Regions from separate parts of the Mus musculus genome. Here region 1 is linked to region 2. A link is a loop called in an ENCODE intact Hi-C map of the cell type or tissue named here. Cell type or tissue: heart. All regions are shown on one strand. Each heading gives the region's core, and the rest is flanking DNA. Links, peaks and the distances in the headings are about the cores only.

Region 1 (7,000 bases), core at 885-5,884, 63 kb before region 2:
TTATTTGAGATATTTCTGTATAAAAGGGATATTGTCTCTTCAGAGACAACCTTCACAACAAATTTTATGAATCATGCTGGAATTCTTGACGCTCAGCGAAAGACTTGAGCAGACTGATGAAAGGGGGCTCTGTTCCTCGAACATCCTTCATGTCTTCTGTCTTCCCAGCCTACCTCAAACTGACTAGGAAGCCATGGCACACATACACTCACTATTGACTTAGTTCTGAGCTCACTGTAGGGCTCATGCCAATGATCCCAGCACCTAAAAGGTGAAGCCGAAAAATCACCCAAGTTTGAGGTCAGCCTGATCTACATATTAATGCTTAAAACTTTTTTTAAAATCTCATCTTAATGAACTACATCATTTTTTGTGTGGTTGGTTTTTTTGTTTGTCTTGGTTTTTCGAGACAGAGTTTCTCTATCTACCCCTGGTTGTCCTGGACTTTGCATTGTAGACCAGGCTGACCTCGAATTCACAGAAATCTGCCTGCTTCTGCCTCCAGAGTGCTGGGGTTAAGGGCAACCACCACCACACCTGACAATAAACGGCATCTCTGAATTGTTTCAAACCAGTCTATGGTGTGAAATTAGAACAACGAAAATATGCAGCTGGAAGTGGCTCAGGGTGAAGGCCTGCTGTGCCGGCAGCAGGCACAGGGACTGAATTTAGATACCCAGCACCCACATAAAGGCTAAGTGTGGAAACTGGCAGGAGAGACTCTGTTTTAAAAAATAAGATGGAGAGACAGGCTTGCGTTCAAGACCAGTATGGTCTACAACGAGAGCTCCAGGATACCCAGGGCTGCTACACAGAGAAATCCCGTTTCAAAAAAAAAAAAAAAAAAGGAAAAGAAAGAAAAGAAAAACAGACAAAACAGAACACTGGAGAGAAAAAGGCTCTTGCTGCCAAGCCTAGTAACCTGAGCCCAGTCCCTGGAACTAACATATGGAAGAAAAAACTGATTTCTGCAAGTTATTCTCTAAACTAAACACACACACACACACATGTATACACACATGCACAGACACATATATACACATATGCATGCACACACACCAAATAAATGAAAAAAAACACAATGTGGCAAAGCCCTTTAGGAGCACAGCCCACATTGACCTCTGGGCTCTGCAGGTGCATGAATGGTAGACCCACGTCACTTACATGCATCTGACACACAACAGACGGCCTGAATGTAAAGCCTTTTTCAAGCCACAGCTAGCTAGCTTCTTTCAAACTGCACACCAAAGCGGTTGAGAGACAAATACCACCAGCACACAGGAGGTAGAGACAGCCAGATCTTTTTGGGAGTTTGTGGCCAGCCAGGGCTCCACAGTCAGACTCTGTCTCAAAATTAACTAAATAGGAACAAATATTCTAGAAGGTCCTTCTTCAGTAAGGAAAACAGGGACACTTAGTAGGAAATGAGCAAAGATTATCAAAGATTTTTCATAGCCTCCCCAAAAGAAAGAACGAAAATTCAGTCACAAGTGGTTACTTATCTGCCAAGTTGGCAAACACTCCCGGTGTAAGGAAGTTGTCCCATGGGGACTCTGGAAGGGCCTGCTTGGGGAAAAGGCAGACCTGGGATGCTGGACCTGCTACTCCAGCCCCTGAAATTTCCCACAAAGGAAGAAGAGCAGGAGGACCAGACAGACCTCCTCTGAGCACTGCTGTGTGCAGAAACTAAGCAGACCCTACAGGACAAGGACATTACCACTCTGGCCAGGAGTGGGCCCACAGATGCTTTCTGGACAGACAGACCTCCTTCCTGCCTCCCGCCTCCCCGCCCCCCCCCCTTCAGCTATTGTTTGATGTTTCTGTGACACTTTGTGGATGAGCCTGGTCTATGGCTGACCAAGGACACTAAGCTGGTGTAGGCAGTTAGACTCACATAAGGACGGGCCTGCAGGACCTTGTGGTCAGTGGGAGGGAGCCAGAGCACTCCCAAGAACACTTACTGACAGCCTTGTCTGACTCCCCACCCTCCCTTCCTCACTGCTGCCTCAAGATTGTCCTATGTGGACATATTTAATTTAGGTTTTTGTTTTGTTTTGCTTTGTTTTTGTTTGTGGCTTTTCCAGACAGGGTTTCTCTGTGCTGGGATTAAAGGTGTGAGCCACCACCGCCAGGCTAGGTTTGTTGTTGTTGTTGTTGTTGTTGTTGTTGTTGGTTTGTTTGTTTTAAAGTGGTGCAGACTGACTTATTTCCTCGGAGGCTTCACAGGACAGATAGCTGAAAATCTAACCCCTGATCCTCAAGTGTCTGGCGCCATAGGCCCCTGGAGTTGTAGGGATTCCCGGATTCTGACGCTTGTTTAGCATCCGCCCCCTGCGGTAGCCTCCTCTTGTTCGTTTGGTCCCACCCCCTGAGATAGCCTCCTCTTGTACAATCTTGCCAGTGAGTTCATTTGCCTGCAGCCTGTGGCTGCAATCTCACTTTCGTAAAACTGTGCAATCTGGGTAAGGGTACAGCCCCGAACCCTCCTTGAGGCTGACAAGTTTTTGATTGTGGCTCACAGGGAGAGCTTGGATCCTACCCATTCCTTAAAATCTATCATCATGATAGACAAAGTCAACATGTCCAGGCAAGGTTTTTATTTGCAGCCAATGTGGGCATTTTCAGCAAAAAGAAACAGAAAAAAAGAAATGCAGGTCTTGGAATACACTGGGTGGGCCCGAGTGGACTGAACTGCGGGACCTCCCACAGAGGGCTGGGCACGCACCATCTTCGCCTTCTGGGGTGTGATTCCCAAACTGCTGCAAAACCTGGCGCTTCCTTACAAAACTGAATGCCGAGAGATTAAGACCAACATAGGTGGACACAGAAACTGCAGCATCTTGGTGCTCCCGCTCTGCCTACATCTACCCTCCCACAGTGTCTGTGGCCACAGGAGTGATAATGCGCATGGAATCCAGCTATGAAGGTTGCCATGGTTTCTGGTTCCTCTCTTCCACATAGGTTGCACCTGGCAGTGGGTGAGCTACTGTAGCCCCAGCCCGGCCACACCCTCATGGGAGAACCTGAGCCAAAACCACCCCAGTCTGCCGACTGCCCACTCTCAAACACTGTGTGAGGTAACAGATGTCTATTCAAGCTCCAGGGTTGTAAGGTCATTTGTTGCCTGGCAATAAAGAAATGACACGCCATCTGCATTGGAGCATTTTTCTTTACTATATTGAAATATGGGAGATGGGCTCACTTTATAGAGAAAAAAGGCATTGTTCACAGTTAGGAGACTGGAGGGCATAATAATGACATCCATCCCTCTGTTCTGGTGAGGGCTCAGTGGCTGTGTGGTGTGTGTGTGTGTGTGTGTGTGTGTGTGTGTGTGTGTGTGTGTGTGCGCGCGCGCGCGCGCACTGGCTCGCGCATATTAACACTCACTCGTTTACATAAGTTAGCACACAGCTCCCAGCATTGTGAACCCCACCACACAGGCAAAAAAAAAAAGCAAGGCATCGAGGCTGCGGGACTTAATTGTCTAACTGGTCAGTGAGCGGGACGAAATGAACTGACGTTAGCAACTGGCTCTAGGTCCACTCTCAGGCTTGCCTGGGGCAAAACCACTTGCTTCCTGTCTCCCAAAACGTCCTGCGGACCAGACAGTAGCTGCTGGGCGTCCATCCTGCCCAGCACCAGCACAAGCCAACCAGAGCAGACCTGCCTACCCTGCATTGTGATTGGTTCAGGCAATCCCGGCCTCGCCCAATCATAATGAAGTTCTCTTTGCCCGCAGGGCTGCTGGGAGCCCCAGGCTTTTGTTCCTTCTAATCTCGGAGGTCCACGCTTGCTGTTTGCCGAGCCAGCAGTGTGTGGAGCGAGGAGAGGGGAGTGTGAAGGGCAGAGCTGAGAAAACGGAAGAGAAGCCATACCTGGAGGTGTACGCTGATGTTTAACACTTAAGCTCCAGGCCCTGCGTTGGAGCTGCACACCAAACAAAACAAGAAAGCGGGCTCCTGACCAACTTCAGTACTTGCTTTTAAACAGGAAAAGGTCACTCCCAATTGGTGAGGGCTCAGTGTCTTGGGGTAAGCAGCAGTTGTCTGCGAGCCTGGGTCCCTAGTGCCGAGGTAACATCGTGGCAGAGGCCGGGCCACCGTGGACGCCGGCTGCTTGTTGCCCAGGTGGATACTCACTTTCTGAAAACGGCTCCCCAGGGTTTCGCTGGGCACCCTTATCTTGTCCCCAGACTGTCTTCTCACTCTGCTACCCCGAGCTGAAATCTGTTAACTACAGACAGGAATCCTGCATGCTGTAGCATAGCTCCCCAGAACCCCGGCTTCTGCAAGCCCCAAGCTCCCAACAGGGGCTGGTGTCCTCTACAGAGGCATGTCCAGGAAGCTGCTCGCTAGTCAGTTTGGTTACAGAGAGCCAATTAGCAGGGATTCAGTTTGCAAGAATTATTTTTCTCACATTATCGATGGGGTGAGGGGTTGGGAATTGAGGTAGTTAGAGGTGCGGTGTGATTTTGTCCCGTCGGGCGGGGTCCCAGATTCTTCTGCTCTTTCCCCTGCAACACCTGTGGGTGCTGATTTCCCTCCTTCCCTGGTGGCGGCGAGGTGGCTGCTGGGACTCCAGATACTACATGCCTCTCCAGAGTCACAGCATGAAGGACTGACTTCCTGTCTCTCAGCATGTCTCGCCCTGTGCTGCCTGAGGCTCCCCCGCACATTGCTCCCAACCCTGACCCAGAATCAAGAGTCAAAATCAATGTTTTCTTTATAACTTAAAAAAGGAGGGGAAAGAAAAAGAGAAACATGGAAGCCATGTCTGTCCTTTACAGTGAGGGACAGAGGTGAATAAATGTGACCAGAGCACATTGCGTATTCGTGTGAGAAGGTCAAAAATACGGATAGACATTGATTCATTGGGACCTCAGGACCACTTCTTTATGGTGGGTCATTCTGACCAGCATGTAACCTGCTCTTGTAAAAGCAATGAATAGAAGACAAAACCAGGCAGACCAGACAAAGGTGTCTGTACTGTCCACCAAACGCAAACAGCAAGATTTGTGTTTCACTAACATTCCCGGGGGGGTGGGGGGTGGGGTGGGGAGTGGGGGTGGGGAATGGACAAAAAGGAAGCCAACGCTGTGCTGCGGAGCTGCCCGGAGGCTTCCGGGTCTAACCAGAGCTCACCAAGGCTCACGTAATACCACAGTGGAGGGAAAACAGGTCAAGCCTGCTCTAGCAGTGGCCAGTCACAACTCCCAAGTCTGCTTGCCTTCCTCCCCTGCAAGAAAGAATTCTAGAACCTTTAGGTAGAAAGAGAAGGGTTAAGAATTCAGAGTTACTCTCAGCAGTGTAGTAGATTTGAGGCAGCCTAGGCTACATGACACCTTATCTCAAAAGAATATCACAGTAAAATTAATTAGGAGAAAATGTTTAATTTAAGCAAACAAAGATAAAAAATTGCTAAAATATTTTCTTTCTCTCTTTTTGTCTTTGTGGTTGTTGTTTGTTTTGTTTTGTTTTGTTGAGGGAGAGAGGATTTTTCTGTGTAGCCCTGTAATCCTGGTCACTCTGTAGACCAAGCTGGCCTTCAGCTGCCTGGCCCTGCCTCCTGAATGTTGGGATTAAAGGTATACACCACCTCTGCCTGGATTTAATACATTTTCTTTCTTTCTTTTTTTTTTTTTTTTTTTTTTGGGTTTTTTCGAGACAGGGTTTCTCTGTGTTTCCCTGGCTGTCCTGGAACTCACTCTGTAGACCAGGCTGGCCTCGAACTCAGAAATCCGCCTGCCTCTGCCTCCCGAGTGCTGGGATTAAAGGCGTGCGCCACCTCGCCCGGCTTAATACATTTTCAATGTAGAAAGCTATCGCGAAAAAAAAAATTCTTCAAATGTGACAGCGCCTGGTGATGCAGGCCTGTGATCTCGGCGCTCACGAGGTGGGAGGTGCGTAGTCCAAGGCCTGTCTGGGCTACAGAGAAAGACCATCTCAAAAACAAAGAAAGAAAGGTAAACCAAGGAGAAAGGATACTTTAAACATTCAGGGACCAGAGGGGTGGCTGGATGCACGCTACACAAGCAGCAGACCTGAGTTCAGTTCTCAGGGCCTGTGTGAGGGAGTATGCAAGCTCTACACATCCAGCTCAAAATGTCAGTGATTTCTCTTGTCCTGGAAGGCACCTCCACTCAAGTGCACATGCCCACCCGAAGACACACATGCACATATTAAAAAAATAAAGTAAATTGGGTCAGGCATGATGGTGCATACCTTTAACCCCAGCACTCAGGAGACAGGGACAGGTGGATCTCTGAGTTCAAGGCCAGTCTGATCTACAGAGTGAGTTCCAGGATGGTAGCCAGCCAGGGCTACATAGAGAAACCTTGTCTCGAAAAACCAAATAACAATAAACAAGATAAAATAAAAAATAAAGTAGATCTTTAGAATAAGTTAGTACATTAACAGTAAAAAGACATCAGGAAAATGTAAATGATAGTCTCATTAAAATGTCACCCATATCTGTGACCATATCATATGGTGGTGGGGGGAGGCATGAACTTTCTTTTTTGTTTTTTTTTTTGTTTTGTTTTGTTTTGTTTTTTTGTTTTTTCGAGACAGGGTTTCTCTGTGTAGTCCTGGCTGTCCTGGAACTCACTCTGTAGACCAGGCTGGCCTCGAACTCGGAAATCCACCTGCCTCTGCCTCCCGAGTGCTGGGATTAAAGGTGTGCACCACCATGCCCAGCATTAGCTTTCAGACATTACTGGTGTGCCATTCACAATGAGAGCTCATCTGTCTAGTTAGTACAAAGTTACACGTGACCCAGCAATTCCACTCAGTTTATCTAAGATAAAAGACACTGGGTTTGGGGGGTCACATTTGCCATCCCAGCACTGGGGACAGTCAGCAGCTTCATTTGTAAGCCTAACCTGGAATGGCCAGCAGTCCATCAGTGAACAGTGATTGGGCCGGATATCACCTGTTATGTACACAGAACCAACTCACTTGGCGACCATGGTTGTCCTGAAACTTCACGTAGACCAGGCTGT
Region 2 (6,999 bases), core at 1-5,000:
TGGCTCATAAACAGGCCACACAGCAGCTAAAGCAGGCTCCTTGAGCTCTCAGAGGACATGTGGGGGTTTGGCCTGACCCGATTTGAAAGCTGCTGTGGGAGATGCTCTTAAACCAACCCCACAAGCCGTATGCTTGTGGCGCCCGCCCAACTGAGGGGCCACAGCCGTGTTCCAGGGAGGACACACATACAAAGGTCCTTGACCCCAAGACAGGAGTGAGTGAACTTCTGGTCTGTGATGAGCCTGATGAGGAAGGCCCATACCTGCTGAATTAGCAAAAGTCTCACCAAACAAAAAGGCAAGGAAGAAGGACAGCTGAGGGAAGAGACCGTCAGGGAGGAGCCTGTCCTGCGCCTCTATGATGACGAATGGCAGCTCATACCTGTAGGTGCCCTTGCTGTCACACACAGAGCCAGGGCGCTGCAGATGTTCAAGCTGGCTGGGCACAGCACAGAGGGTAGACCTCCTATGGCCCCGTCTGGCTTCTCAGGGTTCCAAGGACTGTCTCTCCGAGTCAAGTCTACCACACAGAGGTCTGAGGGAGTGCTGTGGTACACGTGGCCATCCCTGTCACAGGCAGCACAGAGCACAGGCCCTGGGAGGCAATACTCACGCAGCTCCGGCACCAGATTCCCTGACTCACTCCAGCTGGCCTTGATGGCCAGTGTCCGGCCCTGGTGACCAAGGGCTACTAGGCAGTCAGAGTGTTCATGCTGGCCAGGCAGCAGCTCTCCTGCTGCTTCCTCCTCGTGTGGCTCTGCCCTCAAAGCCCCAATGAAGATCACAGGCTCCTCTAGGTGGTGGAGGATCTTGACCAGGACCTTTGGGTCACCAGGGGCTAACCCAGAAGTAACCAAGGCCTTCAGGACCACACAACAAAGCTGGCCATCAGGGAGACCGCAGAGGATCACAGGGGACTGCAGGAGGGTGGCATCGACTCCAAAGAGTAGACCAAAGAGAGCCTCCTCCAGCGTGAAGCACCCACAGCCCTGGGGGTGACCATGAGGTGCCCTGGAGTCTGGTGGGAACACGCAGCACAGCACGGGCAGGAAGCGGGGGGCTGCAGGCTTCTCTGGCACCCCACCTGGTGGGGTGCAAGTGGACAACTCCACCTCACCAATCTGGCCTCTGGGCAGAGGCTCCTCCCCTGCACAGGGACGCTCAAACAGCTGCATCTTCCACTGGGTGGGGCCCTGTGCCAGGGTGACCAGCATATCATCCAGCACGGTGAAGGCACAGAGGGCAGCGTCAGGGAGGACACACGCATCCGGGTCCACATGGATCACAGGGTAGGGGGGAGCCGCTTCCTCTTTGTCCTCACAGGCCTGGCTCCCAGACCTTCAGGAACAATGGAAGCATAGTCAGTATTGGGTGGGGTAGACTCACACCGTGCTCAGCAGTAACCTGACTTGCTCTGAGTAGGCTAGGCAGGAGACATCACAGGCCATTCAGCAGGTAGGTCTCTCTCTCTCTCTCTCTCTCTCTCTCTCACACACACACACACACACACACACACACACACGCTTGACACAGGATCAGCCAGAAACATAGCTCTGCAGATCGAGGCAGCTTGGGAACTATTCCCAAGGCTGCCTGGGCTGTGCACGGTGAGTTCTTCCAGCACAAGCCAAGGGACACGAGCTTTTGCCACTCACTGCTTGCCAGAGACACCGTCTTCTGAGACCCACTTCCAAGAGGTCTTGCCAGGCACCGGAGGGCAGTGATAGCGGTGCTCCTGGTTGCAGACTTCACTACCTGAGCCTCAACAGCTAAGAACTTCACAAAAGCAGACACAACTGCCACGCCTGCATATGCACAGGTACTAGAGAGCGGGAATGGGCGGCCTAGACCGCAGTCCTCTGCTTCCTACCCCAGTGTGTTGTCAGTGGCCGTCAAAGGGACTACTACTGGGACAAACCTCTCACAACTAGGAGGACATGAAAGCCGGCCTCCCTGGGGACCCGACTTGTCACTGGCCGGCCGCGTGGGGCCACGCCCCCTCACCTGTCCAGCGAGTCCAACGACAGGCAGTAGATGCCAGTCCGGGCACACAGGACGTAGAGTGCCCTGCGGATGGCCAGGAGCTGCAGGTGCCATACCTGGTCGGGAAACTGGTACACCGCCTGGGCGCCAGGAGAGCGAGGTCAGGCGAGGGCACACGCGGCCCCGGCTCACCTCGGAACGGCGCCGCCCGCCCGCCCTCCCGCCCTCCGCTCACCGTCAGCAGCCCGCCCTCCTGGTCATACACATAGACGAACTCGCGTCCGGTGGACAGAAAGACCTCAGCCTCATGCCGCAGCACAAACGGCTTCCCCGCCGCTCGGCCTCCGAGCGGGCAGCAGAAGTCCGACAGGTAGTGCACGCGCGAGGAAGCGCCCGCCATCCTGCGGGCGCCGGGCCAGAGCTCAGCCCGGAGGGGCGGTGCCGCCTCCAGGCTTTACGGCCGCCCACGGCGCGGCGCGGCCTCCGCCGTAAAGCGGCCGCTGCGGAGGCGTGGCCGGAGCCTGCTGCAGGGGCGGGGACAGTTGCTCTACGGTCCGCTAGAGGGCGGGAACGCCCCCAAACACCGTGGCTTAGCAAAGAGCCACAACGGGAGGCACAAAGCCAGAGGGTAGCCAAATAATGCAGTCCTGCAAGTTCACTGGGGCCCGCGTCAGGGCCCTTGCCTCGGATCACCTACCTGTTGAGCAGAGGTTGCTCTGGTGCAAGGCTTGTATGCAGCACTTGCCCTGGCACCGTTTTGTGACAGCACTTGAGAGCACCACCCGTATAGCACGGGGTTTCAGGAGTAGGGTGGCACAGCACACCATTCAGTCCCTTGATAGGGAAAAAGGTGCTTCAGGCCAGCCATCCAGAAGAGCCTTTGCTCCACTCATGAACGCGGCAGGATGTGATTCTACAGCAGAGGATGCTGAAAACCCTAATGAGCTGGGTCTAAGGGAAACCACATTTTCTTCAATGACAGCTCTTCTTGGGGCTCCCTGAGGGAGCAGGCGGAGAATCCTACCCTGGAATGAGGCTCCAAGTACAAGATGAAATACTACTCTTCCAGAGCACTCATCAGAAACTAGACACCACTGCCTATGCTTCTGAAGTGGCAGCTACTCGGAGGGCTGAAGGCAGGAATACTTGAGTTCGGAGCCAGCGCAGGCAACCTTGACTCTTAAAAGAACGTTCATCTGAAAATTACAGCGGACAAATCTACAAAGGTGTGTGGGGTCACAACCAGGCACAAAACGTCCTGTGAACTTAGAGAGCATAGTGTAACCCTAGTGTAGATGTCAGAACAACATCCTGGGGCTGGAGAGACGGCTCAGCCGTAAGAGCACACGCTGTACTTGCAGAAGACCCAAGTTTGATTCCCAGCATCCACATAGGGAAGCTCACAACCCCCAACAGCTCCAGGGGCTCCTACATCTTTTACTAAGGTATTTATGTGTACAAAAGCATACGATTAAATAAATAAAAGCTGTGTGGTGGTATACACCTTTAATCCCAGCACTCAGGAGGCAGAGGCAGGTGGATCTGAGTTCAAGGCCAGGCTGGTCTACAAAGCTAGTTCTACAACAGCAACGCTTATGAAAACAAAACAAAACAAAAAACAAAAAGCTCTGTCTGGAACTGGACACCCCCCAGCCCCAAATATTTATTTCTTAGGCTTTATAGTTGTAGCCTGTCTGTGCTTCCAGAGTACTGGGAATAAAGGCACAGACCACTATGCCCAGCTGTAAATTAAGTGAAAACAAAAAAACAAAAACCAACTTTAACCCAAGGGTGAAGCCTGGACCTATTTTATCATTTCTGAGTGGTCTCTGAAACAGATCTGAGCCCAAGCCCCAGGCTGCTCTGAAGACACCTTGAGTGGAAACAAGTGGGAGATGAATTCTTTGCAGCATCGGAGTCACCTCCAGGGTTGGAAGCATCGTCAGTTTATCTTCTGCACACCAGGTTCTAACACTCAGGACTGTCCTTACAAGGCAACACATCCATGCCACACCGGTGGACTGTGGTTCTGGGCACAGGAACAATGCACTGGGAGCAGGACAATCGCTTCAGGTGCTTTTATTAGGTTCCACTGCAGGGCTGGGGTCAGAAAAATACTCATCCACACCCAGCCAGTGCATACCTGTGAGCCCAAGCAGAGCAGAAGCGGGAGCACCCATGCCCCAGGAGCAGGCTGATCAGAGCAAGGCCAGGGCTAGACCCATCTCTGAGCCTGAAGAGGACCATGGCAGCCACTGGGTTCACTTGGGTGGGTGTGCTCACAAGCACCTCTTTTTGGGCTGTAGTGCCTGATGACAGTAGGGATTAGAGGTGGGACCAGGGCCACCTCCATGTAGAAGGAGGTAGCTGAGCTGCCCGGGTCTGAACCTTCTGTAGGGCTCACCCCAAGGTGGTAGCTTTAGCTTGACTCTCTTTGGACAATAAAATAAAGTGCATTACTGAACAAAGAGTAACTCAAAACCATAAGCAGAGAAACCACAAAAATTTCTTTAGCTATAAGTCAGAGAAAACAAGAATTATGTGGATGCCAGAACATGAGAACGTAATTAACTTTGTAGACAAAGATGAATGGGGGACAAGCAGTGGCAAACAGGTCTCCAGCGTCTGTGCTGCCCAGCACCTGCCCAGCATGTAATGGTGCTAGTGTGATTGGCATCAGAAACATAGCTAAGTCACAGACAGAAATGCCAGACTCAGGGACCAGAAAAAACAAAAAACAAAAAACCGAAAGGTGAAGCCCTAGCCAGAGACACTACCAGCCCTCAGCACTCTCTCTCTCTCTCTCTACTGCTGGCAGGTAGCTGGAGAGATCACTTGCCTTGCTCTCTACCACTGCTAACCCCTCAGGATGACCCTGTCAATACCAAACCAAGCCCAATGGCTCCACAGTCCCAGGGCTTTAGCTTCAGATCTCATGCCAGGTGAGACCCAACGGTGCTGGCCAGCCCTGCCACACGATAGATAACCTAGCAATAAGTGTTCTGTCCACAGGGCCAGAGATGCAGAAGGGAACATTGGTGCATTCTACTAAGGTGACAAACATGGCTCCCAGCAGTCCACAGCTGGCATGGACTTTCCCAGGGTGAAGGACAGCTGACTCAGCTCTCATTAAGGCAACGAGGCATCACGACATCCATCTCTTACCTGGGTAAGGGCTGTCACAACACAGCCACATAGGACCCTTAGGGACTGTTTCTATTTGCCTCACAGTGGTCAAATGGGCACCTTTTCTAGGCTTTCTCAACTGCCACACACTGTGCAAGAAGACCACAGTGTGGGGACTCGCTGGGTAAAGGTACAGTGCTAGGAGAGGGGACCAGAACTCCAGGGCTGTCCAGACTTGAAGGGGCTGACTGCCAGGCAAGAGCCACCACTGCTCTGATGAACCACCCATGCTACCAACTGCCACTGTCTGCAGCGTGGCAGGAAAGTCTCAGGCACTGAGGTTTGCTTCTGAGGAGAAATGATGGTGGCCTCCTGCCCAATAAACCACCCAAGAGGGGCTGCACTGAAGGAGGAAGGAGCAGAGGTAAATCTCTCACTCCCATCTGTGCAGTTTTATCTTTAAAAAACAATAAATAAAAGTTTCCTGGGTGGGAATTATTGATAACTGCTGATTTCAGGCAAGTAAAGGTCAGGGACCTACTATACTGCATGTCAGACAAAGGCTGCCACACCCTAGCCACACATGCTCCCAAAGGAGGGACACAGCCCCACAGCAAGGGAACAGAGACAGCCAGGAACATTCATCCGAACACTGGGGGAGAAGGTGGGAAGGCAGAAAACAAAGATCATAGAGGAAGGAGAGATAGCTGGGTGACAGCAGCACCCTCTCTGTACACCCCAATTTCAGGTGATTGGCTGGACGTGTTCAGTCCCTCCAACACGTGAGGCGTGTGGGGAGCTCTTGGGCAGGTCTGCTCTGCCTTCCCAGGTGGGAGGCTCTGTTCAACCCCAGCACAGCAGCCGAGGTTCTTTCTCTTCAAGATCTGCACGGAGACGCTTCAGGGTATCTGGAATACCAGGGCAGCTGGCCCCACTGTTTCAGGGCTGTGGGCTTCAGGCCTTATAGGGAACATGTGGCGCTCCAGACTTCAGAGGGCTGGGCTGGCCCAGTCCCATGCAGCAGAGGCCCAGAGCCCTAGGTCCGGGGGAGGCTGCACATCTCGCAGTGGCCTGTGCCAGGTTGGTTCATGAAGGTGCAGTGCTGACAGGCCCACATGGCAGAGGTAGCAGCGCGTGCAGAGCCCCCGACTGCACCAAACTCGTGGAGGCCTGGGAGCTGCACACCAACGGTGCCTGTAGGGTAAAGTGAGAACACGTCATGCCTGCACAGAAAAAGACATCTCCTTAGAGCCAGATGGCAGGGCAGGGTGGCTCAAAGCCCCTACTGCGTAAGCCCAAACTGTCAGCACATCAAGTGTTCTGGCTCCAGTCAGCAAACACCTTCCTACTTGCACTTGAAGTCTGCTCCCTGTTGCTAGGTATTTCTGCGGGAACCTCACACCCCGTAGTGAGCATCTGCATAGATTCACTCTCACACAAACTCTGGGAGCTTTCTTTGTATCTTCCTTTACCCTGGTAAAGATTCAACATTGAGACGGCTACGTCCCAGTTCAAATACCACACCCACTCCCAAGTAGAGTTCAAGTCCAACCTGCCCCATGCTCTCCACAGTGCTTGATACTGTCAGGTTCGTTTGGTTTTGGTTTTTTTCATTTTAGCACTCTGATGAGCATGCAGTGGTGTCTCATGCTTTCCCTGCCATGTCCTTGAAGAATGATAGTATATTCCTACATCTTCTTTTGCAAACTGTTAGTAAATCCAGCTAAAGCAGCCACCCATGTCTGTCCCTTTGCCCAAGCACTCCAAGGAGGCACCTGGGCCAGAGGGCCAGTATTTAAATGACAGAGCTCATGCCCTATATTTTGACTATGACCCTTGGTGGAAGGGAATCGAGAACACTTACTGCATAACTGCTCAATGGTGGCCCAC

Evidence for each region. A loop is a pair of places that touch in the nucleus more often than their neighbours do. Peaks named below come from ENCODE experiments on the same cell type or tissue, not always from the same donor. Only the 100,000 strongest peaks of a DNase experiment are listed, where the experiment ranks them.
Region 1: a loop joins it to region 2, with 2.3 times the contacts of the local background. A loop is called at or near these places in 1 of 42 quality-filtered maps.

What each region holds. Positions count from the first base shown.
Region 1 is chr11:120,312,539-120,319,538 of GRCm38, forward strand. No RefSeq gene overlaps it. Among named protein-coding and RNA genes, the nearest start is that of Mir6935, 31 kb to the right of the region's middle. RefSeq lists an enhancer at 2,335-4,888. In heart, for the core only: no CTCF peak of the experiment used is centred there; DNase peaks (open chromatin) are centred at 3,013, 3,693 and 4,573; H3K4me3 peaks cover 2,636 bases; H3K27ac peaks cover 3,850 bases.
Region 2 is chr11:120,376,324-120,383,322 of GRCm38, forward strand. It overlaps Faap100 (Fanconi anemia core complex associated protein 100), which reads right to left and starts at 2,423. Exons shown (of 10, transcript NM_027980.2): 1 at 2,219-2,423; 2 at 2,005-2,123; 3 at 383-1,338. The coding sequence starts at 2,383. It overlaps Nploc4 (NPL4 homolog, ubiquitin recognition factor), which reads right to left. Exons shown (of 17, transcript NM_001195023.1): 16 at 6,974-6,999; 17 at 3,475-6,303. The coding sequence ends at 6,146. In heart, for the core only: a CTCF peak has its summit at 2,541 (motif pointing right); DNase peaks (open chromatin) are centred at 1,158, 2,028, 2,518, 4,148 and 2 weaker places; H3K4me3 peaks cover 2,717 bases; H3K27ac peaks cover 3,026 bases.